Regions from separate parts of the Mus musculus genome. Here region 1 is linked to region 2. The links are chromatin loops, found by intact Hi-C in ENCODE. Cell type or tissue: left cerebral cortex. All regions are shown on one strand. Links, peaks and the distances in the headings refer to the core of each region. The heading gives the core; the rest is flanking DNA. Region 1 overlaps Sohlh2 (spermatogenesis and oogenesis specific basic helix-loop-helix 2). Region 2 overlaps Ccdc169 (coiled-coil domain containing 169).

Evidence for each region. Hi-C counts contacts between places; a loop is a spot of excess contacts. Peaks named below come from ENCODE experiments on the same cell type or tissue, not always from the same donor. Only the 100,000 strongest peaks of a DNase experiment are listed, where the experiment ranks them.
Region 1: a loop joins it to region 2, with 2.1 times the contacts of the local background. A loop is called at or near these places in 1 of 42 quality-filtered maps.

Annotation. Positions count from the first base shown.
Region 1 is chr3:55,206,103-55,222,124 of GRCm38, reverse strand. Sohlh2 (spermatogenesis and oogenesis specific basic helix-loop-helix 2) reads right to left here. Exons shown (of 11, transcript NM_028937.3): 10 at 14,276-14,532; 11 at 12,168-13,238. The coding sequence ends at 13,089. Among named protein-coding and RNA genes, the nearest start is that of Dclk1, 28 kb to the left of the region's middle. In left cerebral cortex, for the core only: no CTCF peak of the experiment used is centred there; a DNase peak (open chromatin) is centred at 7,567.
Region 2 is chr3:55,156,315-55,172,336 of GRCm38, reverse strand. It overlaps Ccdc169 (coiled-coil domain containing 169), which reads right to left. Exons shown (of 8, transcript NM_177203.3): 5 at 15,206-15,304; 6 at 13,739-13,792; 7 at 8,940-9,016; 8 at 1-1,072. The coding sequence ends at 973. Among named protein-coding and RNA genes, the nearest start is that of Sohlh2, 18 kb to the left of the region's middle. In left cerebral cortex, for the core only: no CTCF peak of the experiment used is centred there; no DNase peak of the experiment used is centred there.

The DNA of each region.
Region 1 (16,022 bases), core at 5,448-10,447, 52 kb before region 2:
TCCTCCAACCCAGTCTGCCCTCAAAGTAGCAACTAGGTGTCAAAACAGCCTGACACGCCTCTGTGAAAACCTCTGTTCACTCAGGAAAAGGAGAAAGAACAAGTGCTTAGGCCCCAGTGGCTCCTGTTAGGTGTAACAACCAATGCTGAGCAAAAGAAAGCACACAGAAAGAAAGACAACCACATTCTAGGACAATTTCCCATAAGCATGGCTGTAGCCAAGGCAATAGCTCATTAGCTTCATAGGGATGAGCTGTCCTTGAGACTGTGAACAGCAGTTGATTTCTTGTCCTGGATGTTGCCTCACAGTGTTTGCTTTGTGATAGTTCATAGAGGCCCAGTCCTGGGACAAGTGCCCCTTCTAGCAAGGTAATTGCACTGGAGCAGAAATGCAGAGGAGAAAATGGGAGAAGAAACAAGTGTTAACCAACCCTTCCCAGGGGCTGATCTCAGGGAAAGAAAGGCTGGTGTTACAAGTGGGCTGTGTTTTATTTACTAAGTGGGGGACTTTAAGGGTGTTTATTTTGCTTTTAACGAAAGATTCAAACTACTATGTAAGTGACACCCGCTGGGCTACAAGACTTATCCTACATAAAGCAAGCCTATGGTATCCCGAAGCAGGATAGCACAGCTGCTGGGGGCAGGGGGGGGTCCCTTGTACCTGGGAGAGTGTGAGACAGAGGTGGTTAGAAGGTCCTCAAGCAAAGTGCAGAGGGGGACAACTGAGTCACAGAGCCACAATGTGGAGAGGGCAGTGCTTGGTAAGTGGCATGGTGATGGGACTGGTTATGTTGGCCTTTTGTGTGATCATTTCTCGTCACAGCTCTTTGGGGACAGCAGACAGTGGTGGAGAACACTGTGATATGATGTGGATAGAAAATTCCCTGGCTGTCTCTGGAGAAGGAGGAGGAGAACCTCAAAACACAACAAATTCCTAGAGATGAAAATGTGGAATTCAGAATTAGGGACATCATAAAGGTAACTGAAATCCTGTCCATGTGTAGTAAATATTTCATCTTCCCTGGACAGAATCTCTATCTATGAACTGTCAAAGAGGTGAAAATTGCTCAATCTCTCTTTTTAAATTGTTATTGTTTTGTTGTTGTTATTTTATTTATTTACATCTCAAATGTTGTCTTCCTTCCTGGTTTTCCCTCCACAAATCCCCTCCCCCATCAACAATAAGAGAACTTCTAGGGAAATCACCATCCCTGACCTCAAGCTGTACTAACTACAGAGCAATAGTGATAACAACAAGCAAACAAAATGAATAGTATTGGTATAGAGACAGACAGGCAGGTCAATGGAATAGAATTGAAGACCCAGAAATAAACATACCTATGGTCACTTAATCTTTGACAAAGGAGCTAAAACCATCCAGTGGAAAAACCATCCAGTACATTCAACAAATGGTGCTGGTTCAACTGGCGGTCAACATGTAGAATGCAAATTGGTCCATTCTTATCTCCTTGTACAAAGCTCAAGTGTAGGTGGATCAAGGACCTTCACATAAAACCAGATACACTGAAACTAATAGAAGAGAAAAAAGGAAAGATGCCAGGGACTCCGGTGGAGTCAGCTTGACAGATGAAAGTCTGAAAGCTTTCTCATGAGGAAAAAGTTTCAAGGAAACTTACTCCCGGATCTTTAGCTATTTCCCTAACCCATAAAATTAATTTTCCAAATCCACTTTAGTCTAATGTATGGATCCACGTGCACTCTATATAGCTTTACCTTATAGTAAATGCCTTTTAAGATTGTATTCTAACATAGCTAAAGCCTTTTCCCAGTGTTCTTAGACTCCAGATAGCAGCAAGGAGCTTTACCCATTCAGTAAACAATTAAGCACTTGCCATTTTACTCAGCTGTTTACAGATAGAGACTAAAATTCTCACTAAGATAGAAATTCTTATTACAGACTACATTCCATGCCAAGAGCAAATTAGTATACTATACTGAAAATAGACCGTCTTCAGATATTGATAAGAATTAACGAGGCCTAGAGAATTTTGGGGTCAGTGACACTACATTATTCTTGAGGCGTGTCAAGAGTTAACTACCCTGGGGCTATTAACAATTAGTGTAAAACTCTTGCCTGGCAGAAAGTGCTAATCTCTAATGTAAACATTTATCTGGTCCCTACAAATTCCCTTTGTAGTCACTCCCCTTGCATCTATGCTAATCTCTAGTGTTATACATTTATCTGGTTCCTTTTGAAGTCACTCCTTTTGCACCTGAAAAAATTCAATGTGCCTTGTTCTGCAATTTATTCTGTATTATAAAAGTCTGATGCTCGACTGGAAAATTACATTCAGATCCAACACCATTCTAGCGTGTTTGACTGCTTGTCAATACATCCTAATTTTTGCCCATCTACTCTAGAGACTCTTTTCTACGCAGGCACAGGGGACCAGAGGGCCTGCAGCAGAAAGAGCCTCAAACTCATGGGCACAGGGGGACATTTCCTGAACAGAACACCAATGGCTCAAGCTCTAAGATCAACTATTGACAAATGGGGCCTGATAAAATTGCAAAGCTTCTGTAAGGCAAAGGACACTACCAATAGGACAAAATGACAACCTACAGATTGAGAAAAGATCTCTACCAACCCTACATCAGATAGAGGGCTAATATCCAATATTTACAAAGAACTCAAGAGGTTAGACTCCAGAGAACCAAATAACTATTTAAAAACGGGGTACAGAGCTAAACAGAATTCTCAACTAAGGAATCTTGAATGACCAAGAGGCACCTAAAGAAATGTTCGACATCCTTAGTCATCAGGGAAATGCAAATCAAAATGACCCTGAGATTCTACCTCACACCAATCAGAATGGCTAAGATAAAAAAAACTTAGGTGACAGCAGATGCTGGTGAAAGATGTGGAAAAAGAGGAACACTCCTCCATTGTTGGTGGGACTGCAAGCTGATAAGACCACTCTGGAAATCATCCTCAGAAAATTGGAAATAGTTCTACCTGAAGACCCAGCTATACCACTCCTGGTCATATACCCAAAAGATGCTCCAACATATAACAAGGACACATGCTCCACCAGCAGCCTTATTTATAATAGCCAGAAGCTGGGAACAACCCATATGTCCCTCAACAAAAGAATGAATACAGAAAATGTTGTACATTTACACAATGGAGTTCTACTCAACTATTAAAAACAATGACTTCATGAAATTTGCAGGCAAATGGATGGAACTAGAAAATATCATCTTGAGTGAGGTAACCCAGACACAAAAGAACATGCATGGTATGTACTCATTGATAAGTGGATATTAACCCAAAAGCTCAGAAAACCCATGATATAATTCACAGACCATATTAAGTTTAAGAAGAAGAAAGGCGGAAGTGTGGATGTTTCAGTCTTACTTAGAATGTGGAGCAAAATGATCATGAGAGATAAAGGGAGGGAGGCACCTGGGAGGGAGAGAGGAGGGGGAGGTAAAAGGGGACAGGATCAGCTATGGGAAGAGACAGGAAAGAAGGATCAGGTAATTGAACAAAAATATGTAACAGTGGTGGGTGGGGAATCTGGTAGAAAGTCCCAGATGCCAGGGAAGCAAGAGGTTCCCATGACACAACAGGGATGACATTAGCCAACAGTCATTGTTGACATCTTTTCAAATATTTTTTTCCCTTATGTTGCTCTTTAAGGGCAAGCTAGCTACTACCTCTGCCAATTTTTCTCTCTGGCCGCTTATCTTTTCTGTATGAATATGACGAGTGCTTTGCATGTTAGGGAAACAAGCCATTTGACAGTCATATTTATTGAAAATGTGTGCATGCATGGGTGGGGATGTGCAAACATGTAGACTTAGGCGTCATTGTTACTCTTTGAAAGGAGTAGCCTCTTCATATTTATAAAAATGCATGTCTGTTTTAAGGGCGTTACACCTACCTTCATTTTTAAATTCCTAACATCTATTATATATCGTGGATTGATGTTTTTTGCTAAAGTGCAATACAGCTTTATTTCCGATTTTTCCCACTCTGAGTGGCTAGCCAGTGACCCCAGTGCCCCGGTTAGATTATCCTGATTTCCCCTAGCATACTAGAACTGTCAACATTATCCTCCCTGTCTTAAAAAGTGCTTATAATTTGACTTGAGGGACAAGGGTCCTTGAGATCCAGCTGTACTTCATCTACCTAAGGACTTGAACCCTTTACTTCCTACCCCTACATGGGGCTCTGAAATCTGTGTCTGAAACTACATCCATCCCAGTCTCCTGCTATGCTTCCGGGTCTTTAACGCATTGATGTCCTTCTTGGACAATATTGACTAGGGGTGGATGTATGCTCAGCAAATAATTAATTAGGTCCCTCACTACTTGTTGTGAAAATGGAGGTTGATTACTCTGGGAAGGCTCTGTACATCCCTGGAAATGGCTGGCCTTTGTAAATAATGTTACATCCTTCCTTTAAAACTCACAGTCCTCTCCCTGTCTTGTTTGTTTATGTGTTTGTTTGTTTTTCTCCACTGCCCATGTATGCTACTCCACGGGTAATGTGGCTGAACCTTCAAGCAGAGTGGTTCCCGGAAAGAAGGCCATCGCAGTCCCTAAAATTAAGTCCTTGCTTTACCAACTGTTTATACAAACATCAACCTCAGAGGCCAGTGCGAGTGAGTTCTCTCCGTGTGACCACAAAGAAACCGAAACATTCACACATCCCTAGTGGTGACACAGCCATCACTATGATCTGGTTTACTCCTCAAGCCATTCATCTTCTGCTGCATCTGCTTCTCCTTCTGCTGCTGCTCCTCAGACCTTGCTCTTCCTCCACCCTCGGCTTTCCCTTCATCTCCTGTTCTTCCTCCATTCCGCTATCCACTTTGGTGTCAATGGTTTTTTTTAACAAGATCTTACATGTGTATTATGCGTGCGTGCGTGCGTGTGTGTGTGTGTGTGTGTGTGTGTGTGTGTGTGTGTGTGTGTGTGTGTGTGTGTGTGTGTTGTGAGTTTATAGGTCCTCACAGAGGCCAGAGGAGGGCTTCTGATGTCCTGGAACTGGAGTTATAGGGTGGCTGTGAACTATCTGACATGCGTGATGGAACCAAACTTGGGTGCTCTCAAAGAGCAGGAAATGAGTCATCTTCTCAGCCTCCTGATATCAACAACGTGCAGGCACACAGGGATGAGCCTCAACCTGTTGACGACTGACTTCCAGCGCCATCTCTGCCGATGGTGCTCCCTGTCCTTCCTCCCCCACCCTGTAAGCTCGCCATCCCTGGCTTCTCCGAATCAACTCCTTCTGCTTCACTTCCTGTGAGTTTTCTTCCCAGTCAACAGTTCCTGGCAAAGCCTGCCCTGATCAAACCCATCTACACAACTTCACAGGCCCCAGTCTCCCTGAGGAACGCATGCAGATGAGCTGAGCAGCCTCACTTCACACTCATGCTTCTAGGATCTGCCATATTCCCAGAGTTTATTCATTCTTCCACAATCCTCCAAAACAACTGGGATGTTCTTCTCTCTCCTCCATTTTTTCCATCCAAAGCACTCACCAGTCTGCATCTGACCTGGTGTCTGCTGCCTCCTTCTGTACCCCAGGGGCAGACAACCTCAGAGGTCTCTCAGCAGCCGCTAGCTACTCAGGAACACGGCTCTGTTAACCTCTGTTACAATCCAAGGCCTTCCTTCACCACACCATCATTCCAAACAAGTAGGGAGACATTCAGACATTTCTCATTTCCTAAAACACCTTATCCCAACTCTACATGCTCCGGTTTTTTAGCATCTCCTGATTTGTACCAGCTAAAGGACATCTACGCATGCTATTTCTTCTCTTTGTCTCTCAACCAGTCCAATCAGGCCGTGACTTCACCAGCCCAACAGCACTGTTCACACTGGCACCAACATTGGCTGGTTTCAGACTACTGACAACTTCTCACCCATCATTCCGCTCTTGCTCCCTGAAGTCTGCATTCTGTCCAACGGTCAGATCACATCCGTCTCCTCCTCCACTGGCTTCTTTCTAGTAAGAAACCAAGGTCCTGACGGAGGCACCTGGAGCCCAACATCATCTGAGTCCTCATATCTCCACCCCCTCCCTCTACCCCTGCAGATCTCCCTCCATCTTCAGGGGCACTGCCAGGTGACAACCCTTCCAGGCCCTGCTCTTTTATCTAAGAAGTTCTTTCCCAGAGCCATTACCTGGCTTGCTGTCTCCTATTAGTTTTTTTTTGTTTGTTTGTTTTTGTTTTGTTTTTCTGAATGTCACCTCCTCAGAGCATCTCCTCAGACTTCCCTATCTCAAATCACACCCTCCCCCAACACTGCTTCCTTTTTCTTTAGGGTTTTTAAGACTGCTCAAAAACAAATGAAAAGACATTTAACATCTACAGCCATTTACTTATAATCCCACGGATCTCCTATTGGATTCCACCAGTGCCCAAACCCTTCCTCCTCGACATGCCCCAATGATGCCCTGTCCCACAGCCTGGAACTTAACTTCAGGAATAACCGCTTCACCTCTGAGCATCCACAGCCAGATAACTGACATCCTATATTTATTGCTATGTTCATTTCATGAATTTTCTGCTAGACCATTGAGAGATGGGGCCAGAAAATTGACTGCTAAATAAAAAAGATTCAGTAAACACTTAACTATTATTATATTGTTTGCGAAAACATACAAAATCATTAACCATATTCATACATTGGAAAACTAAATATTATTTTAGATACTCTTAAAATAGAATTAAATTCTTCAGCAATTAAAAAAGGCAAAATCATGGTTTCAATTTTGTAAGAAACCAAAATGTGCCACTACGTGTATAATTTTCATCCTGCATGTTCATGTAAGAATAATATAGAAGGAAACGTGTCAGTATGTTATAAGTGGTTACTTTTGTAGTGTTGTTTGTCTGTGTGTTTTGTTTCTGTGAGACGGGGCATCACTATGAAGTTTTGGCTGGCCTGAAATTTGCTATGTAGGTCAGACTGGCCGTGAACTCACAAAGATCTTCCTGCTTCTGCCTCCTCAGTCCTGCCCAGTTTAAGACGTAACAAGAGGGAAAGAGTCCTAAGGGCTCAATGGAACCCAGATGCCCTTGCTATTTAGAGTCCTGTGGAGCTGAGAGGAGAGGAACAAGCGACTTTAAGAACTGAGATCTTGCACAGTGTCTTAGTAAGCACACAGATTGCTAGGAGGTAGATGATACAAGAAATGTCTTGTGCTGAGGGTCTGATAGGTGTCAGGAACTTAACAACTGTAGCCTCAATCTTGAACATTAATAAGGAAAGTAATACGGTTATTAATGTAAAAAGAAAAGAAAGAAAGGGGGGAAGGAAGTTACCTAGCAGATTCAGAGTGACGAGATAAAGTTTATGACATAATTGTGACTTCCGCTCTGGTGTCTGAACAGCGGACAAGCATCAGTTATTGGATGATAGAAAGAACAGGCTGTATTCATGACGAAGGGGAGGCTGGGAAGTGGGAAAGAGTGGTATTAGGGACTTGGGGAGGTGGGGCCTGGATATGGGGGAACAATTGCAGATGGTTCCCCCTGCTTTTGTGTAAGAGGGAGCAGACCAGTCATGCAGACAGTGAAAAGCAATTTTCAGCTGGAAGTTTGCCACAACTGGTGTGGATCTGATTAGTATTCCTGAGCTCTCAGTAGCATCTGTAGAAAATACCCAAATGACACAAAGCCAATTCTAGTAGCAGAGATTTAACATTTTAACCCAATTTCTCTAACGCGGTTAATCTGTGCTGAGTTGCTGGCCAGGCATCTTTTCATAAGCTAAATAAGTTCTCAGTGACCAGACCACTTACACAAACACACGGGTGTTCACCTTTGCTGAGCCTGTCAGGGCTTTGACATGATGTGCCTCATCACAGAGTGGACTCCTACCCACACAGCTGGAGGATACTTTTCCAGCCTTGACTGGACCAGGGTCAAGGTTCTATATGAAAATATCTTAGCATGCTCTCTCTGAATCTGCCCTCTGCTGACACAATCACTCCATTTTTGTGCATCTGTAGACTTTCCATTTCGGACAGAATTGACAGCGATATAACATATAAAGACATTCTCTACCAGACAACTCCTAGGGTAGGTTTTTTAAAAGCTCTGGGAAGTCTTGTGGCCAGCAATAATATTTACATTGTAATCCAGCCATCTTGATTCACAGGGTGCAGGCAACCGGTGGCCAAGAAAGGAATTCCTTTCTCCGTGTTCAATTTCCCACAAGTCTCAAGATAGCTGGCAAGGATTTTGAGCTCAGTAGATTCTGCAGGAATTTCTCCCAGGCATGGGGTTGACATTAACCCTTTAAAGCACCCCTTTGTCATGCCAAGACAATCTGTTTGTATACAGTTTTCCCCCCAATAATATTTTTGCTTCTTAAAAAATAAAAAAAAGCTTTTTGGGGCTCCCACTTGCCTCTTTCCTTGAATTCAGGCTTTGGGGCATTTTTGCCCAGCATTTGACTTACTTCTGCCACTCTGAAAACGAGCTTACCACTGCACTGGGAAAGGAATGTTACAGAACACCTTCTAGCAACGGGTTCAGAAATCAGGATTTGGGGAGCTGGAAGACAGTTCTGTGACTAAGAGAACGGGTTGCTCCTGCAGAGGACCCAGGTTCAATTCCCAGAACCCACATGGTTGCTCACAAGGATCTGTAACTGCAGCCCCAGGGGATTCAGTGCCCTCTTTTGGCATTTTCAGGCACCAGACAAGAAAGTGGTGCATACATACATGCAGGCAAGGCACATAGAAACTCTTTTAAAAGTCAGAATTTAGTAATTAAAGATAGTTCAATTATAGCATCTCACTAGGAGGTAAAATCAGCATGTCAATTTGACATTTTTGAATATAGTAAATAAAATAAAATAAAATAGACCTCTAGCGTGAGAGCAGGCTTCTCACACCTTGCTGTTTCCTGAGCATGACACAGGGGAGGGTTTTAGCATGGCACAGGGGAGTGCCAGGATGAGCCTACAGCAGGAGAGAGATCAGTACCTTCTTGGCTCTGTCTGTGCACTGACCCCGATACTCAGACAGCATTTTTTACTTTTCAATAGTTCCTAGTTCAAACGTGAGTTGAGACTGTGGGGAAAAATAATCTTTGCAACACTTGCAAGGTTGAAACTTGTTTTGGGTGTTTTTAAAATGGTGCAGTTCTGCCTAAGCCCTAAGCCTGAATTTTTAAATCAGGCTCTTATGTTGAGGACAAGCTGAAAGGAATAAGAATTTAATGTTTTATAGAATGCTATCAGTTCTCTCATGCAGCCTCATGCCCATCTCAGAGAAAAATTAAACTGACAAGAAGTGTTTCTTTGCAAAGACCACTTTTCAAAACAAGTTGACTAGACATTCTAGAAACCCATTTCTCTGAAATCTTACTTAGCACACAGTATACCAGCTTCCTAGTAACCTTCGCGTTGAGAAAAGCATTCTTAAAAAGCTTCATAGGAGTTTGAGAAACACTTAGCAGCATACAAGATCTGTTGTTAAAGCAATCACAGCTGCCCGTGTTCTCCAATTATTTTATTGTTTACAGAAAGATGATGATCCTGGGATGTAAAACCAACCTTGAAAAACAGAGATAAGGAGTTTCTCAGTCTTGCACAGGGGGTTCTGTGTTTCCATGGTGATGAAGCCAGCTCTTGATACCAGATTAACAAAGGTGATCCTATGGTTCCTGCTTTGCTTCCTCATTCCACATACCAGGGAGCCCACAAAGCAGAGGAGAGCCAGAGGCCAGCTGTACTCCTGCAAGCCCGACAGAAAACTGCCAAGAGGCTGGTATCAGTCTGCCAAGGCTGTCCAATGTTCACTGTTTTACAATGGTAGTCTACTTTATTTTTTTTATTAGATATTTTCTTTACCTACATTTCAAGTCTTATCCCCTTTCCTGGGGAAATAATAACGTTTTCCCTCTGAAAACCCCCTATCCCATGTCCCCTCCCCCTGCTCACCCACCCACCCACTCCCACTTCCCTGTCCTGGCATTCCCTTACACTGGGGCATCGGGCCTTCGCAGGACCAAGGGCCTCTCCTCCGGAGCATTGATGACCTACAAGGCCATACTCTACTACCTATGCAGCTGGAGCCACGGGTCCCTCCATATGTACTCTTTGGTTGGTGGTTTAGTCCCTAGGAGCTCTGGGGGTACTGGTTGGTTCATATTGTTGTTCCTCCTATGGGGCTGCAGGCTCCTTCAGCTCCTTGGGTCCTTTCTCCAGCTCCTCCATTGGGGACTCTGTGCTCAGTCCAATGGTTGGCTGTGAGCATCCACCTCTGTATTTGTCAGGCACTGGCAGAGCCTCTCAGGAGACAGCTATAACACCTTCTTTACAGTTTCTACTCCCTCTCGATAGATCCTAAATCTAGCTTCCCCTCTTTCAGTGGAGTCAGAATGTTTTGTTTTGTTTTTTAATAAATCTATAAATGTTTCCAGGTTTGAGGTCAATGAAAAATGACTGCTTGCCTATTCATTTTCCATGTCTGCTACAGGTATCTGCAGCCATTTAGGTGTATAGGGGGTGTTGAGGTGGGATAATCAAATATGTACAAATATCTGGACGCAATTAGGTAGCATCCACAAGAGCAACCTGCCGCACTACAAATAACAATTAGGGCTGTTACTCTTTCATGACATTCCCCCAAGTATAGCTTTCCTAGTTTCTCAATGAACTTCATTCCTAGCCACAGAAGACGGAAGCACGGGTGTCTGCCTTCATCCTTTGCTCCTCCACATTGGATATCTACCACATCTTGCTAATTCTACCACTAACTGAAACCTAGAAGCGATCGTTTACTCTAGGCAACCTCCTTGTACATTTTTTTCATGAAGAAAAGAATACCATACTGTCTCATGACCTGCCAGCTTGGTTTTTAAAAGAAAATCCTGGAGTGGGAGAGGTGGGTCAGTGGATAAGAGTGTTCAAAACTGAACACGACTATGTGTGCCTGTAACACCTGCTTAGAGGGGTGGACACAAAAGGAATCTAAGAGCTGGCCTGCCTGCCAGCCTAGATGACCCAGAAGCTATGGGTTCGATGAAGAGCCCTGGCTCAAGGCAATAAGGCAGACAGCAATGGAGAATGACACCGGACATCCTTCTCTGGCCTCTGCATGTGTGCACACGGGCATATGTGCCTGCACATCCACGTGCATGCATCACAGACAGATAACATATACCCATGCACAAAATGAAAATAAAATCCTACGGGCTGAGGCTGGCTAAGATTTGGTTGAGAGATGAGCTTATCTGGAAGAGCATAATTTATTAAAAATAAAATTCTCACCTAGAAGATTTTGGACACTTGCATGAAGTTTAGGAGTCTGGAACTGGCTGTTGTATGTGACTATCCTCTGATTGCAACTGCCATCTTGGGAATTCAACACTGCCTTGGCCGTACATGGCTTTTCGGAGGGGCTAAGAGTATATAGGCTGAGGAAGACCAGAGAAAGAGTGCTCCCTATAGGTGGCCACAGGACAGCCATCATCCCTAATAAAGTAGTTTTAGGTACAGCCTTTGCTGGTGGGACACCAACACGCCTGAAATGATCCCTCACCTGTGCTTTGTAAGGAAGCATAATGAAGTCATTGGCTCCTCAGAGAGAACTTTGGGGACCTGCACCTTTGTCTGTAGTTGGGACCTTGGGAGAAGTAGATGTTCCCATGACTCCCCCAGGGACGGAATTTTAGCATCAACAGCCTCGAATAAAAAGACTTTAAGTATGAGTCGGGCAGGCTCCTGTTCACATTGCAAGGAAAATGGGGATGGAGAGAGCAATGAGCAGAAAAATGACTCCTGGTTCATGCCCAGTGAGTCTTTTCTTCTGGAATCCCCAGCCATCGCCTCTCTCAGAATCCAGGTATTGACCGGGAAACACCCCGCCCCATTCAAGCATCATGTCCAGCAGTAAAAGAGGCCAGCCAAGGATGGAACATTGCTTACAGAATCCAAAACATCTCAACAACTTCTCTTCCAATAGCGAAGCAACTGCAGCTGGGACTATTGACACTCATTATGCCAGTAAGAGGCATAGAACCTTTGTTGGACACAATCCTTCACACCGTGCACCCCAAATCCACAGAGTTTGTCATTTTGGCATCTTCAAAGAATTTATAACCAGAAAAAAAGCCAAAGTAATTATTAAGTTTCTCAAAAGCTTAATGAAATCAGATTCCTTGCACACTATTATTATAAAAGAGAAAACATTTTATTAAACAAAACAATGGATTGCAGGGTAAACCTAGACACTTTAACAATAAAATGTTTGTGTAAGAACATTTCAGTGAAATATAAAACAGCCATCCTTCTCTCCCCTTGTTTCCAACAGTTGCTCAAACACCCTGTTAAGGCAAGGACAGAAATGTGTGGGTTCAGCAAGGAAAGCAATGCCCCTCCTGGCTGCCATTCTACTCACAAGCCTGCAAACCCAGCGGAAAGCACAGCAATCTACCCACATCGCCAAGAGGGCAGGGCTGCCGCTCCTTATAGCCTGCTTATCTTAGTTTGGATGATGATGGAAGAAGGGGGCTCTTTCAAATGCCAATCTAGAAAAGATACCAACAGAAATCAATGACAGAGCCAATCACCAGGCTGCAGGAGCCGTGCGTGCTGGCCTGCCTGGTTGTAGAAGCTTACACCCACATGGGCCTTCTTTGTAGTATGGTTTTCACAGTAACGTCACAATTACTTTTTGGTAGAATTAATGTGTGTGTGGGTCACTTAGGCTGCGCTGCTTGCAGCTCACTGGCCAGGGAAATCCCAACATGGATGAAGATGCCTGAGAACACAAGGTTCTCACTGTCGTCAACAATCTTTCTAGGTACCTTTGGATGGTTCTAGCACATTTATCAGACAACGGGGGCAGCAGATTTCAAGTATCTTTCTTTGTCCCTTCTTCCTCAACTGAACAACTGTGCCCGGCATGTGATCTAGAATATGAGCCCCACACATGGACCGTTAATACGACCCAGACTGTTGGAGGGAGAAGTGCACATTAATTGAGTTTAGCCCATTCTTACAACGTCACAAATGCATGTCTGCATCATGAAAGTTAATAAAGCTAACTTCAGGCAACCAAACCTACATATTTTCAAATATTAATGTTTCTTAAAAGTAACTACTGTCGTGAGGCTGTGGAGATGGCAGAGCAGGTGGCTGAGAGGCCTGGTGATCCGAAGCTGACGCCGCACGGAATCCACGAAAGATGCTGGCTGAGGCAGCGCGAGAACTGGCTGCAAGCTCATGGCCCGGAGTGCACTGCAGCAGAGACAAGGGAGAAGCCTCAACAGGGAAGAAAGGAAGAAACAATTCCCAAGAGTTGTCCTCTGACTTCCACATGTGCACTGTGGCGAGCACACAGACACACATGCACACAAACATGAACACATACATATTTCAAAAAACAAAACACAATAAAAATAACAAAAATAATGATTTTCTTATGCTAACTCTACATATAAGGTAAGTACATGTCAGCAACTAAAAACTAAAATGAAGAGATGCCCTTCACTCTATAGTGCGGTCCATCCACCCAACACTTCTTCTCTGCTCAGCTCTGATTCCAGACCCGCTGTGAGGTTAATTCTTTGTCTCTAGATCTTGGATTAGACTGCAAGTATTTCTCCATGAGTCAGCAGTAACTAACTCAACTATATGTCCTCTACCATCATGCTTCAACCCATATCACAGCTGCCTGCTTCTCTGGTTGTATCCCCGACACCTCATGAGTGTGAGCATAATGTCTGTAGACACTACTTTCCCAGAAATACCAGTAAGCACAGCATCAAAGCATGATGGAGTCCAAATGACTGGTGCATACAAACCAGCATCTGAACTCTGTCTAATGGAAAAAAAAAAGGACGGGTTTTAATCCAGTGAGGGAATCTACTGATGCCGAGAGACAACAGAGGCTGTCAGGGGTCAGCTGAGAATGAAGATCAAAGAATGGGCTGTCACATCCAAGGAATTCCGGGTAGAAGCACAGAGAGGGAGAAGTAACTAGATCCAAAAAAGTCAGTTTCCCCCTGGTCACCTAATGCTAGACTAGCTAGGCCACATCCAGATTCATGACAGCAGACATCCAGACACCGGGTCTGCAGTGTGGAGAATAGGGGACTGGTTTAACTACAGCAATTATCACCGTTCCCATAGTGACTTAGAAATCGGCTCAGCTCTTGTGGTGCAAGCTGAGCTTTGGGACCAGGGCATTAACAGCCGAGTGTGGCTCAGGGCCTTCGGAGGCTGGAGAGGATCCAGTCTCACTCACAGACCACAGAAGTCTCTTACTCACTTACCAGGCAGTTGGGACTGGTTGGGCGTGCTGGGCAAAGCATGGCATTGCAGTGCTGAGGAATAAAGTTGGACACACTGGGTGCAGTGGGTGGCAAATAAGTGGAAATGTTCTGATTTGTCCTGGCAGCTGCCTCATGGGGAGAGACAGTTCCAGAAGTGTATTTGACAGAGTGGAAGGAATTCAGAGATCGGGCTGTGCTGGGGACGCGAGTCTTATACAGATCCTCAATAGAGCTCTCGGAAACAGAGCCTGGCTGACCTGTAACAGGAAGGAAAACAGGAATCTGTGAGCACTGTGCACACCTCTGTGGCTCTGACTACCGTATTGGAAATGCATGGCTCTCTATCTCATTTCCTCATATTGACACAGCTACTGCACTTAACCACTGGTGGATAACCCAGTGCCTATTCCTGTAACAGCTCGATACAAACACTGCACGTTAGCATTCGTGTATCTCAAGAGATTTCAGAGGACAGGCAGTGGTGTGTGTGTGTGTGTGTGTGTGTGTGTGTGTGTGTGTGTGTGTGTGTGTGTGTGTGTGTGAGTGATTGGCTACCATCATAACCAAACTGACCATCTGTTCTGGTTAGTTTTATGTTAACACAACACAAGCTAGAGTCATCTGGGAACAGGGACTCCCAATAAAGAAAATTCTTCCCAAAGACTAGCAAGTCCACAGTACATTTTCTTATTGATGTGGGAGGGCCAGCTCTGGGCTGGCGGTTCTGGGATTAGAAGGAAGCAGGAAGAAAAAGCCAGGAAGCAGCACTCTTCCATGGCCTCTAATTCAGTGCCAGTCTCCAAGCTCCTACCCTGAGCTCCTGCTCCAACAGCCTTACAATGCAAGCTGTCCAATGATACAAACCCTTTCCTCCCCCAAGCTGAGTTTTGGTCATGGTGTCTTACCATAGCAATACAACCCCTAACTCCACGCCTCTAAAGCAAGGAAGAACATGAGAGAAACAAAACAAAACAAAACAAAGACACAAAAAACAAATACATTAAGCTACAAAGAAAACGTGGCTTATTTTTTTCTTACAAGTAAAGTAGGTTAGACCAACACACAGTTATATTTTAGTTCTACAAAGTAGCTAGAATTCAAAGATTTGTAAAACATGTAATGCTTTAAAAGTAGCCTCCAGGCCTGGAGCACTGGCTCAGTGTTAAGAGCACACCCCACTGCTGTAGAGGACTGAGCTAGGTTTCCAGCACACACAACAGGCAGCTCACAGTTCCAGATGCTTCAACACCCTCTTCTGGCCTCCACAGGTACTGCGTATACATGGTACATATGCATACAAGCAGGGAAACACTCGCACACATAAAATAGATAAATATTTTTTAAAGTTAAGAGATAAAAATGGGATGACCAATCTAGAGGGGAAAATTATATACAGTTCTAGCATAACTGTGTCTTTCCCAGAGTGGTCTCTCTGGGTGATGTAATTTCACAAAACATTCAAGTACAGAAAATCCTGAACATGCTGTCATCAACACTGTTTTTACAGAACATAAATAGTGTTTTGTATAAAGGTATATCGTTAAGAGGTCCTGAGCATGGCCCCACCTTAATTTTATCACTTTAATCCTTCCACTTCACACTGAGCCAGGGCACTCTGAGTAGCTTAACTGCATTCTTTTTTTTTTTCCCTAGTCTCCTCCAATCTCCCAGGTGATGAAGAGAAAGGCCTAAATAGACCACTGAAGTGTCCTGCATTTATTTCCCTAACTTCAGGACCAAGGAGGGC
Region 2 (16,022 bases), core at 7,273-12,272:
TCAGATATAGGTTAAAACACCACTTGCTTAACATGCACAAGAAATTTAAATTCCAATAATTTCTCTCATTTAAATGGGTAAGTTATATGAATCTTCCTGATCTCTACTACAATTAGAAAAAACATTCGAGTCACAAAACACCCTAAACATGAATAAAATTCAATAAAGTTCATAGGTCCTAAAAACAATTTCTTATTCTCCCTCTATTTCCTTCTAGTCTCCAGTATTCCAAACTCCTGCAAAGTTTGGTCCAAAAACTAGACCATTTTTGTGAATTAGTAAATGTCACAAAATGACTTTAATGCCACATACACAGTGGCAGACCCCTGTGACTGAATTTCTAGAAATTTTATAAATTATACAGTTTAGCACAGCCATTTTTCTAGATGTAGGAAATAAACATGAGGTGATAGGATAACCCTAAATCCTCAAGGTTACTGGCGGGGGGGGGGGGGATGGGGGCAAGAACAATGCAGTGCATGGCTGAAGTTATTGATAATATTTTCCTGAAACTTTCATATGCATGTGATCTGGGAATATGTTGAAACCTTGATTTTAGAAAGTTGAACTGAGCATGATGCAATTTAAAATAACAAAAAGGTGGAGATATTATATATAATATATAAAACAATATATAGTTCTAACTAATGGTCAATTTAGAAACCAAATACAACATAAAAGTGCAATCAGAGAATATCAGAAACACTCTACTGAGAGTGCCAGAAGGATGTCAACCTTCGGGTCCCTTCTAAGGTATTGTAAGAACTATAAGCACATGTACTGGATATTTAGGGTTGCTGGAGACCCATGACTTTTATGCAGGCAGAAGAATCAACTTTTGAAAGAGTGAGAGAAGCCGCTCTCCCTCATCTATTTCCTCCCCTGAGGAATGTATTGAACATTAGCTTCCTAAACTGAAGACACTGAATGACGAAAAAGATGGAAAAAATAGAAGTCTGCCCAGCTCTGGAGTCACGGGTTGAGTTTTGGAAGATGGTTTGATCTTGGAACCTTTTTAACTGGTCCTTTCTTGGCATTTGTTGTCTTCTGATTCATGGAATTGTGTCTTCCACTGAAATAAAATAAGCATCGATCATAATTTTTCTGTCACTGCTGTCTGCAATATAAACAGTATCCGCCATATATGAAGAACTATGGTTGACCCATCTCCTCCAGTCTGGAGTAAGGAAACCTTCATCCGCACATGTTCTGCTTACAGCACAGTCTCAGGCAACCATGTCACTGTCTCACTACAGCTTTGGGGCAACCACTGCAAAGGCAGGTACTCAACAGAGGAGTCTCCAGAAGCAGGCGTCGGGTAGCCAATGTGGAAGCCCGTGTCTGAAGAGGGGAAGGGGATCAAGGGCTACTTACCCTGAATTAAAGTCAAGAGCACAGAGAGGCCAAGAAATAAGGTAGGGATAATAAGATGACACTAAAACACAGATTTCTGTTCTTAGATCCCATGGAATCTTCTCTTACTGACTTATCCAGCTTTGTGCGGGTAGCTTCTTTGTGTTCTTCTGTGAACTAGCAGAGGCTGCTTCAGCTGAGGTACTTTTCAAATATATCTTAGAGTGTGGTCTCAGCACAAACAACCAAGTAAAGACCTGTCATTTTCCTCCTAAGCAAGGAAAAACTTTCTCTCCCCCATAAAAGCAAAGAGAAATTGTCAAAAAATAAATAAATAAAATAAAAAGAGTTCCAAAGCAGTTTAGAACTCTAGAAATCAAAAATATGTGTAGCAATTCTCAAGAATGTATAAAACAAAGAAAGTTGGGGACTTGGTGAGAACATTCAGTTGTGTGAAATTTAGTTTCCCCTAGCCCTACACCTGCCCCTTACCTCCAAGAAAACCAACAGCCCATAGCTATGGTAAAACCAGGGGTCAACACACACTACAGGAGCCGCCAATCACTGACTGCAAAGCTCTTCTTCTTTGGCCTTCTCTGGACATGGTCCAGCATGGAGAATTTGCTGGAACAAATTGAAGCCATCATTTAATTTCATGGCTACTATTATTTAAAACTAAGCTAACCAGGAAAGCTAAAAGGCTGGGGTGGGTATTAATAAACTCCAGCACCAGTCTTGGGATCTGGAACCCTAAACTCAGGTGTAGCTATGCCTATACAAGCCTAGACTCATGTGTGTCTTGACTTGAGAAGGACCTAAGCTCTTGCCTCTGCCAAAAATTTAGGTGTTGCAAAGGCAGAGTTGACGTTTTTCTTGGCTGAGTATGGAGAACCTATCCAAACACATATGCTATGTCCCCCAGGAGGGAAGAGGTTTATTGATCCCAAATACTTTGAATGTTTCTGTCAGTCCTAAGGTAACCTCTTCACTCACCCAGCACAGTATGTAGTAACCACTCATGACAAAGAATAACATCTTCACAGGATGAATTTTAAAATGTCATCACATAATAGCAACGATCAACTGGGGGGGAAAGAGTATCTAAGATAAAGAATAACAAAATGCCCAATTTTGATAAAATAATGGATAACCAAAACTGCAGACACAGTATAGCTCTAATGAAAAAGATGAAGCCATCAATGAAACCTTAGTTTAAAACATGAAATGCTGAAACTGCCATACTTAAAAATCAACACCAAAACCAAACCAAACAAACAAACCCAGAGACAGTACTTTAAGAAACAGCAATAAGAGTTGATTTTTCCACATAGAAACCCAGCAGCAAATGGGAGCACAGGAAATTAAAAAGCTTCTGTGTGGCAAAGAGACGAGGAGGCAAGAGAACCACAGAATGGAGAAAGTCCTGGCCTGCTATATTACAGACAGGGCATCAATATCTAGAGTAGACAGAGGACTGTAAATATTCATCTCCCAAGCCCCCAAAGTGCAATACATGGGCAATAAACGGAACTGAAGATGGTTCTCAAGCAGGAAAATGGTGAAGCAAACATCGAAAGGGCGTCCAATGTCCTTATCCATCAGAGAAACACAAAATGACTCTGAGATTCCAAGTCACCCAAGCAGGAAAAATAATGACAGCAAATGTTAATGAGGACGTGGGGAAAGATGTTCTTAGCCATTGTTGGTGGAGTACAGGCACTATACAAAATGATGTGCTTGTTTCTCCAAAAACTAAAAATAAAATTGCCATATGACTCTGCTTCCGATACATACACAAAGGACTCTAGCCCTGTGACAGAGATCGTGTGTACCTGTGTTTGCAGTTGCCCTGTTCACAATAGCAAGATGAAGGAGTCAGCCTAGTTGTGCATCATCAGAAGGATGGTGAAAATGTGGTCCAAACACACAATGAAAGTGTAATTGGCCATGAGGAGAAATGAAAATGGAAACATACTAAAATGAGATGGCTCAGGACCAGCGGACAAACCCCACGTGCTGCTTCTCATCTATGGATCTCAGCTTCTAATTTGTATGTGCATTTACCTGGAAGTGAATGTAGGTGCTAGGAAAGTAGACAGAGCTCCTTCAGGGGGAAGATGCCTCTAGGAAGAGGGGTGGAAGAGTATGAAAGTGGAAAGGGGCATCCTGAGGTTAGTAGACTACAACAGAAACACAGAGAGATGGGAGAGAGGAGTGGATGGGACCAGAGGGACCACTCAAACCTAAGTATATATGAAAATGCCACGAGGATTCCCCTTACTTTGTATTCAAATAAATAAATAGCATGCATAAAACATTGTCAGGAGTATCCATAGCAACATTATTCACATTATCAGAAATGTATAAATAATTCAAATCCCCATCAACTGACGACTGGATAACTGATGGTCTATAAAAATGTGGGATTGCTATCAAATCAACACAGTAAATCTGGCTGTGCTCGACATGGATGACCTTGAGAGAAGCTAGACATGTGAGTGGCACACTGCATGTGTCACAGTAGTAGGAAAAAAACCCACATAAACAGATTAGTGAGCACCAAGAGCCAGATGGTGAGACTTCTAATGGGCATGACACGTCTATGGGAGTTGGAGGAAGAGAACATTCTAGAATCAGTGGTGATGGTTATTCCACCCGGAGAACACACTAAAGACTTTAGTGTGTGTGACTTCAGATGCCTCAGTGGCATACAGGTGCCTATGTGGGTATACCAGGGAGCCATATTACTCAGCTGAGCTCAAGAAGGTTCTGAAACCTCAATATGAGGGTGTTACATGAATGATACCAGTCTAAACGTAGCGTATGTGTTGTTTGCATGCTCAAATTATGGTTTATTCTTATATTTTTCTCTCTTTCCAAAAGGATTTTTTTCTGATTTTGCTTACTCTTTATAGTTGCTAATGTGCTACACATTGGAAAGGAAGGAAATTTGAGAATATTTATAAGAGTTAGGAATTTTTTCAAAACCTTCTAAGTCTTCCATCAACCATTCAGTACAGGTTTCACTCTTATACTACAAGGGGGTAAACTGAGTCTGGGAGTGACTGCTCATATAAAGACACACTGTATAATTTGGTTGGAGAAAATTTATTTTCTGTCTGCTCTGAATGCAGAGCAAAATTTCATTTATTTCATTCATTTCATTCATGCTTCCTGTGTTTCTAAAAGGATAATACTAAATATACTGTTATTTTGACTTGGAGACTTCCACAAGATGGCTTATGATAGAATTTTTCTCCATTTATCACTCTCATTAATGTGATATGAAACTGCACAATTCATAGACAATACAAAAATGAACAAACCCAAATCATCCATACCACCACCAAACTTTTTTTACATTATACTTTCTATTTACTGTTATAAATTTTTTCTATGTCGTTATATATTCTAGCATCTGCATTCTAGAGTCTTCTAGAATTGACTAGAACTTCTTAATCTTGTCATAGTTTATTGAATTAGTTTCCTTTTTTTTAATTAGGTATTTTCCTCATTTACATTTACAATGCTATCCCCAAAGTCCCCCATACCCTCCCCCCACTCCCCTACCCCACCCCACTCCCACTTTTTGGCCCTGGCGTTGCCCTGTACTGGGACATATAAAGTTTGCAAGTCCAATGGGCCTCTCTTTCCAGTGATGGCCGACTAGGCCATCTTTTGATACATATGCAGCTAGAGTCAAGAGCTCCGGGGTACTGGTTAGCTCTGAATTAGTTTCTTAAGGCTGCAGATGTTGCCTGTATATCTGCTTTTTGTCTCAAAAATAAGCTCTTCAAACAATCGGTCCCTCAAGAAGTCACAATTAATTTCCCAATGGTGCTTTCATTCTGGAGCATGAAGGGCTGCTCTGTCTTCCTCAAGGGCCTTCCATCACTATAGAAACCTTTCATCAAAAAAGCAAAGCAAAGAGGAGGCTGCACAGCAAAAAAAAAAAAAAAAATAGAAACGTCACCATTGGCTCTTTGATGAGCTGTTGCTATGTATCCATCACCGTTTGAGGTCCTTACTTGCAAAATCCATAACTCACACAGTTAATATATTCCATGGCCCACAGCCCAAATATTACCTATCAGCTTTGTAGAGCTTAGGGGCAAGTTCTAAACCTATTTCTGAAGAGCATTCTCTTAATTATCTTAGCAATCCTTTATAAACAGCATGTGCAAGGATTTCTAGCATAGATCTTTCATGGAGATGGAGATATCTTATTCATTTACAGTCACAATTTCATGAAGTTGGAATATAATTGGTGATATAGGACTGGGCAGAGTCATTGTTTTGATCAATCTTTCAAACAATTTCTCTTAAATGGGTTTCTTCTGGTACTCTGATTTATCCTGAGTGTCAACAATACCATAAGTCGGTGTTTGAACATTGGTACTGCTAATATGGATGTTGCCTGTCACTCAAAGATCTGTGTTAAACATGGTCCCTGGAAGGACTAGTGGGAGAGAGGCTATGGGATCTGTAGGAGGCTGGGTCTTATGGGAAGTCTTGGGGTGGCTGGAAACATAACTCTGAAGCCAGAGGTGAGGCCCAGCCCCTCCCTTTTCACCTTTCTGCCTTGTGTGTGGCAGTTTTGTTCTGCCTTGCACGGCCAACCACTCAGTGTGAAGCTTGACACAGGTCCAGCATAGTGAGGGCAATCAAACATAGACAAGACCCTTTTAAACTAAGGTTAAAGTAACTTTTTTAAAAAATTGTGATTATGTTAGCCTCTGTGTTACAGATGCAAGTTGACAAGCACATATGAGAATGTCAACCGTATCAAACATTAAGGCCATAGCTCTTGAGTTTTAAAAATATCATGCAAAACATGACATGTCTGAAAGTGTGCAAACCATAAACTCACAATTCTGTAAAGTACTGTGGCGTTAAAACTCCAGTAACTATCCCCCAGGCTTACAGATAAAGTTCTGTCATCTTACTGGAAGGCTCTCTTGTACTTCCTAATTCCCAGCCCCATTTATAAGGACTATCCTGTGTTCCTACACCAGATTACTTCAGCCTCTTTTAACTATTATATGAATGGAAGCACATTTACATAGTTCCTTATAGAAGACTAGGAAAATTTTCCAACTGTTCTATAAAGGGTATTTATTACTATTACCTGTATAGTATATATTTATAGATACTAGGAATATCCATTCCCTACTGATGGACATTTTAAGTTTTTTTTCCACCTTTGACTATCCTGGATAAAGCATCTATGACATCCATGCACAGGTCTTATGGTGTAAATGATCTATTGCATTGAGAGGTAGAGTTGTTGAAAACAGAGTAAGTGTATGGGCAGCTATAGAAGTGAATACAAAGCACTATTCCCAAGCATCCATCTAAATCCACCAGCCCCCACTCCACTGTAGTGACTGTGCCTCACATGGCCACTCCACTCTGCAGATGAGGGGTGGCACTAACACTTCCCCCTAAGCTCAGCACCACTTGGGTCAATCAATGCTGCTGTGAAGTGCTTAGCACCAGCGTCAGTTATGACTCAAATTGGAACAATCAACAAAAGAAGGATATCAAAATTCCGTGGTCAGGTCGGTAATTCAGAAATAATATATTAAGACACTCCCGTCTACTGAAATGTTTTTGAATGCCTAATGAGGAAGACAGAGATGTTTCTGTTGGGGGAGATCTGAGTGTTGTATTTAGTTTCAGACAATGAAAGCCATCTTAGTCCAGCTGCTTGACCACTCATCAGTTCAGCGATCCATTCAAGAATTATTAAGCAGCAATCTATGGTGGACAATCTCTCCACATTCAGATTCATCAGACACAGGATGGATCTGGGTCGAATGGCAGTTCTGAAGATCCTGAGGCAGCTGACTGAGTGAGAGTCCCAGCCTATGGCATCCACCTCCTGTATAGCACCTTAGGCTCAGCTCTGTGGCCCAGAGGCCCCGGGCAAGCAGATGGAGGCATGGTGTTTGGCCATTGCTCCATAAGGAGACAGGTGGGGTTTGACACCTTGGTGATGTCCTTGGGTAGCCTCAGTCAAACCTGATAAGATCCTGCAGGAAGTAGGCACCTAGCGATGGTGACTGATTTCAGGGTTTATTCTGAGACAGCCAACCTCAAGAGTATTCAGTGAAAAATCTAGACTGTCTTCATAGTCACAGGATGGGAATGCTTATGGATATGTGTATTAATGTAATGGGAGCCTTAGATAAAATAGAAGGAGGCTGTGTAGGCGGCTGTGCAGAGAGGAGCTGAGATAGTAGCTCAGGATTACTGTCCTCCAGAAAGCTTGCCCGCCAGGCTCCTAGTGGCAACAATTCTCCGTCCTAATAAAGCCTTGCCCTGAGTGGGAAGAGTATCACCCTGTGCCTATTCCATCACAAAGCCTGCTTATGTTCTTGGAGTCTGAGATATTAGCAGGAGTTTGGTAGATGTGTGACTCTGGCCAACAGAACGGTTGGGTGCTACAGGCAGTGAGCCTCCCTGGGGGAATCACAAAACCAAATGAGTGGGTGCTACCCAGGCAGTGAGATCAAAGCTTAGTGTGCTGTCAGCTTGCTGTTGTAAGTCACTCTTGGAGGGACTAAGTATGTCAGCAGGACTCTGCCTAGACAGGACTTGACAAGTTGCCACCGAGTCCTCACAAACTTGACTCCAGGTCCTTTTCCCTTTGTGGATTTCAACGGGATCTTTTCTCTGTGATACATCCTAGCATGAGTACAAATGTGTCCTGAGTTCTGGAACCTACCATTGAGTCTCTTACCACCGAGATGGTCTTGGGAATCTCAGACACAGCGGTTTGATTCTTTTTCCATGGAGATCCTTTGTCAAATTTTAATATTTAAACTACACTATAATTCTATGATGAAAATGTGTAAAGATAATTAATTGTAATTTAAATAAGTAATAACTAATAGTGAAAAATATGCTTTGGCCCATCTAGCTGAGAATTGGGCTATACCATTAATCTTTACCAAAGAAACTTGTCATAGTACGTATCCTTTGAGAACTTCTCATCTTGACTAGAGTTAGACAGGATTGATTTAGAACTAATTTACAACTTGGCTTAATTTTTCCAGTATTATATATGAATATCATATAGAATGGATATAGAATATCATCATATAGAATGGATCAGGTGATTCCATATTTTCTATAGGACTTGAAAAGTTCACAAGTTATAAAACTCCAGCAAGTCCCTTTGTTCTTCAGCATAAAGTAGCCTCGTTTATATGGGATCCATAGTTAAACTGTACCGTATCCATAGCAACAAACATGCTTCTCCACTGGAAAGGTACAGACAGGAGTCAGCTGTGCCTGCTGCGTTGTTAGGAGTGTCATTTTAATTCTGCCCAGGTTCTCTGCTGCTTTAGTTTAACACACCCTCTCCTTTGGAGACTAACAGTGCTTCAGGGAGCTCCAATCCCGTGTATATAGCATGTGAGACCACTAGATTCCCTGCAGTTTCTTCCCATGTGCTGTTTTATACATGGCTATAAAATCTAGAATCTAAGCTCCCAAAATATACCAGACACCTTGTTGTACGAGTGTTGCGAGAGGGCAAGTATAATGAACTAGGCAAGGGGAGATCTACCTAGACGTACGTTTTCACCGGACTTTCCTTCATTCTAGGCAGTGGGTCCATCTGTTGCCTCTTGGATACTTGATTTGAGCCAGAAACCTGAAACACACACACAAAACAGCATACTTACCTTTTACTCCCCAACTGATTTCTGGGTTAAAAGAGTCAATTTCCTGTCTCTTTCACAAACACATCTTTTACTAGCATGTGTAGGAGCAGCTAAGAGTGACAAGACATTCAGTCATTTTCTAATCAGATAAACCTTTTGAAGTTTCTGTACAAACCCCCTCTTGGCCCCATAGTCCTCATGAATTTTAAATTAAATATGGAGAAATCTATGAAAGCCAATCACCCATGTGGTGTGGACCACTGGAAATTCTTGTAGCAGACATTAAGCACACATAAAACACATATTATACCAGCAAGGCAGAAAAGGCAAAAAACAGTGTATGCGGTAGGAAAGCAGAAAGGTAAGAGTGTTTTCATTGTATTTATTTCGTGATCTCTCCAGGGAAGGCAAATGGGTGTCTCAAGCGAATCAAGAACATTGGAGGCTGACCAACCTTGAGATGGCTACTGAAGCCACGAATGAATGAGTTCCTCCATCAAGAGCAGCACGGGAGAGAAGGAAGTCAGTGGTAAATAGTAGACTATGGTAACTGACGGACATCATATTAACAGTAGGGAAGCCACCTAATCCTGTCAGTGAGTCACAGCACCAGCCTAACCCAGTGTAGTGGCTATTCCTGGTTGTCAACTTGACTATATTTGGAATGAACTACAATCCAGAATTGGAAGGCTCACCAGTGACCCTTATCTGGAGGCTTGGAGATCCTTATCTGGATCTTGGTATGGAGATCTTGAGCCATAGTGGCTATGGATTCCAGAAGATTGAATCTCCGAGTTTAAGGAACACACCTTTAATCTGGGCTACACCTTTCATCTGGGATTAAAGGTGTGGTGGAACACACCTTTAATCTGGGCTACACCTTCTGCTGGAGACAATATAAGGACATTGGAAGAAGGGAGTCTAGCTCTTGCTCCTTCGCCTGCTTGCTGCGTGAGACTGAGTAACTGCTAGATCCTTGGACTTCCATTCACAGCTGCAACTGAACCATTGTTGGGAATTGGGCTGCCGACTGTAAGGCATCAATAAATTCCTTTACTATCTAGAGACTGTTCATAAATTCTGTGACTCTAGAGAACCCTGACTAATACACCCAGGTTCAGGGAGGGGCCCTGTCACGAATGGAGAAGGCAGAGAGTGGGGCACTTGTCCTCCTCTGGTGTCCATGTATGTCCATACGCTCTTTCAGTGAGCACAGATGGGACACACACACACAACACACTCATATCCAAAAGACATCAAAAGAATTTAGAATTGGTGGACAGTCCGACAGCCTCTCATCTGTAAACCAAAAGCATTTATATTTAACATTCTTGTGCCCTTTGCTAAAGTTTTTATATTTGGAACAGACAGCAAAATTTAAATTTATCAGGTCTTATAACACACTCAGAATTCAGTCGTGCTTCGCTCTTTAATAACTCCTTGCGTCCATGAGAAGACATGTGGAGGGGGAGTGGGTTTCGGTCAAAACACACCCATCTTGGTTGTTAAATGACAAGTTAGATATTAACAGGTTTGGAAGACATGGGCTCGACCCTCCCTCACAGTCCACAACTTTAAACCAAGAACTAAAATGAACTTTAATTACTGGCTAGAAAAGGAACCCAAGTCACACCTTTGACCTTGGAAGGAGCCTTAACGTGTAGCTGCTGGGGCGGGGTGGGGGGGTGAGGGGGCACAAATGGAGACCTTCTAAACCTGGGTGAAGGAGTCCTAAACCTTTATGGGATTCCATATAGCAGGAGGCTTTATGATCAAGAACAGAGACACGCCACCACTTCCCCTTCTAAGCAAAGATTCAAGCAGGCCTGTCAATCACCCAAACAGGACAAAGTCCCTCAGGAGATGGGGCTTGTTCTAGAGACCTTAGAAAATAGCGTAATGGCTGCCTAGCGTGTAGGTCATGCCAGGGGTCTCCTTAGTCATTGTCTGCTCACACTGCTGGAGAGCGCATTCACTCTGTAATAAGCCATGCCTGTCTTCTACACTGCTCACTGCATCTGTCTAAATTCTTCCCATAGAGCTCGAAGGAAGGGAGACAAGGAAGGCAGAGACTGAGTCAGGTGACAAACAGTGGCTGGAAAAGGAGACAGCCAGAACGAGCATTTCAGAAGCATCTACATCAGGCTGAGCAAACACAGATCGATTTTTTTATTCATTCGGTGTGGGAAGAACAAAAGTCGCCCATTAACCTTCCCAGGTGCTGTAGTTTGCGTATGGTCAGAACCGCCTTTGATGATAAAGATTAACAGTTCACTCTAGAGTGAAATTCTCATTAACATTTATACTGGCAACCGGATTAATGCCTTCCTGGAAAGCTGTTGGCTTTGATTGAACATTTGATGAGTCTGCACAGTTAGCGAGATTAATCCACCTAAGTGGAATTTTTTTAGATAAATATAAGTAAATGGATGTTTCAGGGGCAAAAGACTTGGACTTCTCACCTTAGACAAAACCTTCCAGGCCATTTTATATGAATAAACTTTTTCCTAACAATAGGCTTTTTATTGTCGGTTGTGTAAATGATTCTTTTAAACACTGACTGACACTCTTTGTAGTAGACAGTAAGGCAACAGGAAGAGTCAGGCACCCTTGCCTGACCTCTACAGGGACATGTGTTAGCTATAAGTATCCAGAAGGTAAGCTGGGCAGTGGTGGCACACACCTTTAATCCCAGCACTTGGGAGGCAGAGGCAGGCAGATTTCTGAGTTCGAGGCCAGCCTGGTCTACAGAGTGAGCTCCAGGAAAGCCAAGACAACATAGAGAAACCTTGTCTCAAAAAAAAAAAAAAACAAACAAACAAAACAAACCAACAAAAAGAATCCAGAAGGCAAGCAGAAATCTCATCACAGAGCAAGATCATCCAAAGACCAGGAAGGAATGGGGAGATAGCATCCCCCAGTTCCTGGAGTTTAGGTCCTCTGATGCATCAGACAAGCAAACACAGAGCTCTCAAATACTCCCAGACCTAGAAACTGATGCTGTTATATCTTCCCTCAAAGGAGGCAAAGGTGAGGACCAGAACGGCCACACAGCAAATAGGGTCTGGGAGATGTCTCAGGGGCTAAGGACATATAAAGACATATAGTTGGCAACCATGAGGACTTCCTTCAAGTTCCCAGAATTCAAGTAACCTGCAACTCTAGCAGGAAAAAGGAGACAGGCAGATCCTAGGAGCTTATCAGCTGGTCAACCTGACTTAAGTAATGAGCTTCCAGCTCTGTGGAAGAGTGTCTCAGGACAAGAGGCAGGGAACAATGGAAGACAGCAAGTAGTCTGGCCCAGTTCTCACACACACACACACACACACACACACACACACTTACTTTTTAAGAAGCTAACACAGCAAGTAAATGAAGAGCTGGATCCAAATCTAGAGTCTGTCTGGCATTGTGGTTTGTGGTCTTTCCATCAAGTCAAGGCTTCACAGGGAAGATAGTGTTCACAAGAGACCTCCAGATGGAGTGGAACAAGCTCAGATGAGAAGGCGCACATTCCAAGCAGAGTGTGGAGGTAGAGGACAGGCAGGAGGGAACATATGCTGCAGGTACAAGCCTTGCTTCTCAGCCATTGCCAAGGATGAAGAAAGCAGCATTGTGACCATAGGATGAGAGGTGGCAGGGACTGACCCATCTTGTCTCATTTCCTACGAACCTTGTTGAAACTAAGCTCCAAGCACCCCTTTGCCACTGCAAGCCTAATTTTCATTCCCAAATTCTACCATGCTTGCTCTTCTGGGCTCCAAATTCCCATACCTAGGTCCTCATCTGAATCCTTTCATAGATCATCCTCAATGCTGTAACTGGATGCTCCGGGTCCGCCCCGGGTCCCCCACCTCCCTACCTACATAGCAGCACTCTCCTTCTGGCTCCCTCGCTTCACCATTGATCCTCTTCAGGTTGAAGTGCTGAACTATCTTCTCTTATTATCTTATACGTGGACCCTGCTGTATCTCATTCCCTCACATGTCTGCAGTTACTCTCTGGGTGCCAATCTTTTCTAAGTGTCTCTTTCTAATCTAGAACATGTTCCTGATCATTTAGACATCCACCCAATATCTAGATACTTCTGTTTGGATAATATTCATTGAAAACTGAACTCATATCCTCATCTTAAAAGGTACGTCAAAGTAAAGTTATATAAACTAAATATGCATGTAAGCATCAAATAGCAAGGTACATACAATGCTGAATGGTGTGGTGGATGTTATAAAACATTAAGATGAAGACAACCTTTTAAACCACGCAGGAACATAAGTCACAGCGCTAGTGATGTAACACCACCAAGGTCACAGATGCAACCGGAAACCAGATGGAAGCTGTCAAGGGTCAGGGACGCTTACATTGATCACTTTCTTCACCCAGCAGTGCTTGCTGTGTAGCTCAGACACCTCCACCACCCCAGGAAACAGGAAGTAATAATATGCCTGGAATTTTCTGACACCTGAACATCATCAGGTTATCTGCATCACAGCAATTATGAATTAAACTATGCCAATGTATCTTTTAACTGGGGAGACCCTTTCATCTCTTTATGAAAGTTACGTATTCCTTTCCACTTTCTATATGTAAAAACACCCGGTCTGTTTCCTTCCATAATTTCAACATCTGTTTCTCTGTCCACCAAACAAGAATGGAAAAACAAAACGACTTGTAATCAGAGGAAACTTATAATCTGCAACAAAAGGAGTTACCTGAGTCATTTCCGCGATGTAGGAACGGCGCTCATTGTTGGTCCTGTGGTATGCCTATTAAAAGATACCAGGTAGAGCCGGCATGAGGAAGGGCTAGCCACATTAACAGGCTTTACATCTCCTGCTTCTTATATTAAATGAAATGTGGGTTTATAGAAAATGCTAGAGTCCCAAGAAGAGACAACCCCCACCTTGTGCCACGTGGCCTGGGCCGGCAGACCCTGCATGATGTCACACTGCACAGGCAGGGCACAGGATGACTCCTGAGACCACTCCCAAGATGACCCCAGACACCCAGAGCCCCAGGCACCACCGCGATAAGCAAGTAAATGGTGGAGAGATGGGAGAGAAGGAGATGCAGAAGGATGTGAGCGTGGTGAAGAGAGACAGAACTGGAGACTCGAGGGTGGTAAGGAACAGCTTGATGTGAGTAGCCAGTGCTGCCACCTGAGGCCATGGGAAGGTCCTGGTCTGTACTGCCACCAACTGCTATGTCTGGGGTCCATGGCTCTGCAGCAGTGTGGGTCTGTTACCGCCAAAGGCAAGGCAGACTTCCCTGGTCTGGGCTGCTGCCTGGATCTGTGTTGATGTCTGAGGGCTGTGTAGAACTGGTCCCATCCCTCTCCTGGGCATCGTGGAAGAGCTGACCCAGCGTCATGAAAAAAGAAGAACTAGCCCTGTCCCTTACTGGCTGCAACACTTGAGAGAGCAGACCCTGTACCTCACCTGGACAACACAGCAGAGCTGGCTCTGTTGGCATAGGTGGAAGTAGGGGGGGTTGGGGATGGAGGTGGGGTGAACTGGCCCTGAGGGCACGAGAGCAGGAGAGCTGGCTTTGCCCCTTGCAGGCTGTGGCATTGATGAGCTAGTGGGGGCAGTAATGGAGAGCTCACCCTGGTAGTGTGGGTGAGGGAGAGCTGGCAGGCTGACCTGCTCAGATACCACCCAGGCTCAGATCCCGGGCTTTGAGTTGGCCCAGTCCAACGTCTACCTCATTGGTGAACTGCTGGAGCACATGAAGGGGCGGGTCCTGCAGCTCCAAAGCTGCAGGATCTCCATGACAACAAGAGATCTGAGAGGAGTGCCAGTGAGGATCCAGTATTGACAGTATAGCAGAAGATGGAGGCCTCAAACGATGGAAGCCTCAAACCAGACCAATGAGCCATTGCAAGGAACACTTGCAAACAAAGAAGTGTGGACAAAGTGTCATAATGTCATAGTGTGACACAGTATGACATGCTATAGCTTTCACAACAAGATTTTCTCTTCCTTAGTGGGATGAGTTGCAAAGGCAGATGCCCAGTCTGAAGGGATGGGGAGATGAGTGAGATATGGGTGCATGATGTGAAGTTCACCCAATAAATAAATAAATAAATAAATAAATAAATAAATAAATAAATAAAATTAGAAAACACTAGAAATAAATGGCAGCTCCAAGAACACCGCTTCCTACGGAATTAAACCAACCTTTGACTCCTGCTCCAGTCTAAACGCATATTCTTTCACTTGGCTTTCGAGACTCCTTTTTTCTTTTTCTAGTTGTTTAAGTAATACGTTTAAAGATTCCTGAAAATATAAACAGAGAATTTTATGTATTTGTGGTTCTAAGCAACAACTAAAAATCATTAAACTCTTCCCCGGAGAATGTCTGCCAAGAGCCAGCGGCGGCTGTGAATCCATGAGCTGTAGGAGGCATTCTTAAAGTAACAGCAATAATACATAGAATAGTCGTCATAGTTTGAGGTCCATGTGGTGAATTACATTAAGTGCCTTCTTGATTTACTTCAGAATTAGATCTGTTGTCCCAAGGTCTCCAAAATTGGACCAAGACTCGGAATTGTGTCTCTTCACAGAAATTTCTAGGGAAAAGTAAAGGCTTATAAAATCTGAAGAGAAATCAAAATATATGTATTTCCATAGATGACTTCATTTGATTTGCATTACACATCATGAGATAGCCCATCTTTCTGTTTAATGTAGAGAAAATTGCAGCCGTGGGGGTTATATAATTATCCCAAAGGTGTGGCGCTGACCACTGGGAGTGCTAGAATCAGAACCCTGGTAAGCTGGTTCCCAGGGTCACACATGCTGGCATTGCCAGTACCACAGTAACAATGTGGTGCAGGCAAAGACTACATGTCCTTTTTTCACTGTATGCTTCATGCCTTTCTCTAGTGCAAACTACCAGAGACACTAGGCATCCCTGCAGAGAGAAAAGCTGAAGTCTCCTCTCTCCTAAAAGAGCATGAAATGAAGCAGATTGTGGTGACCAAGATCAATAATA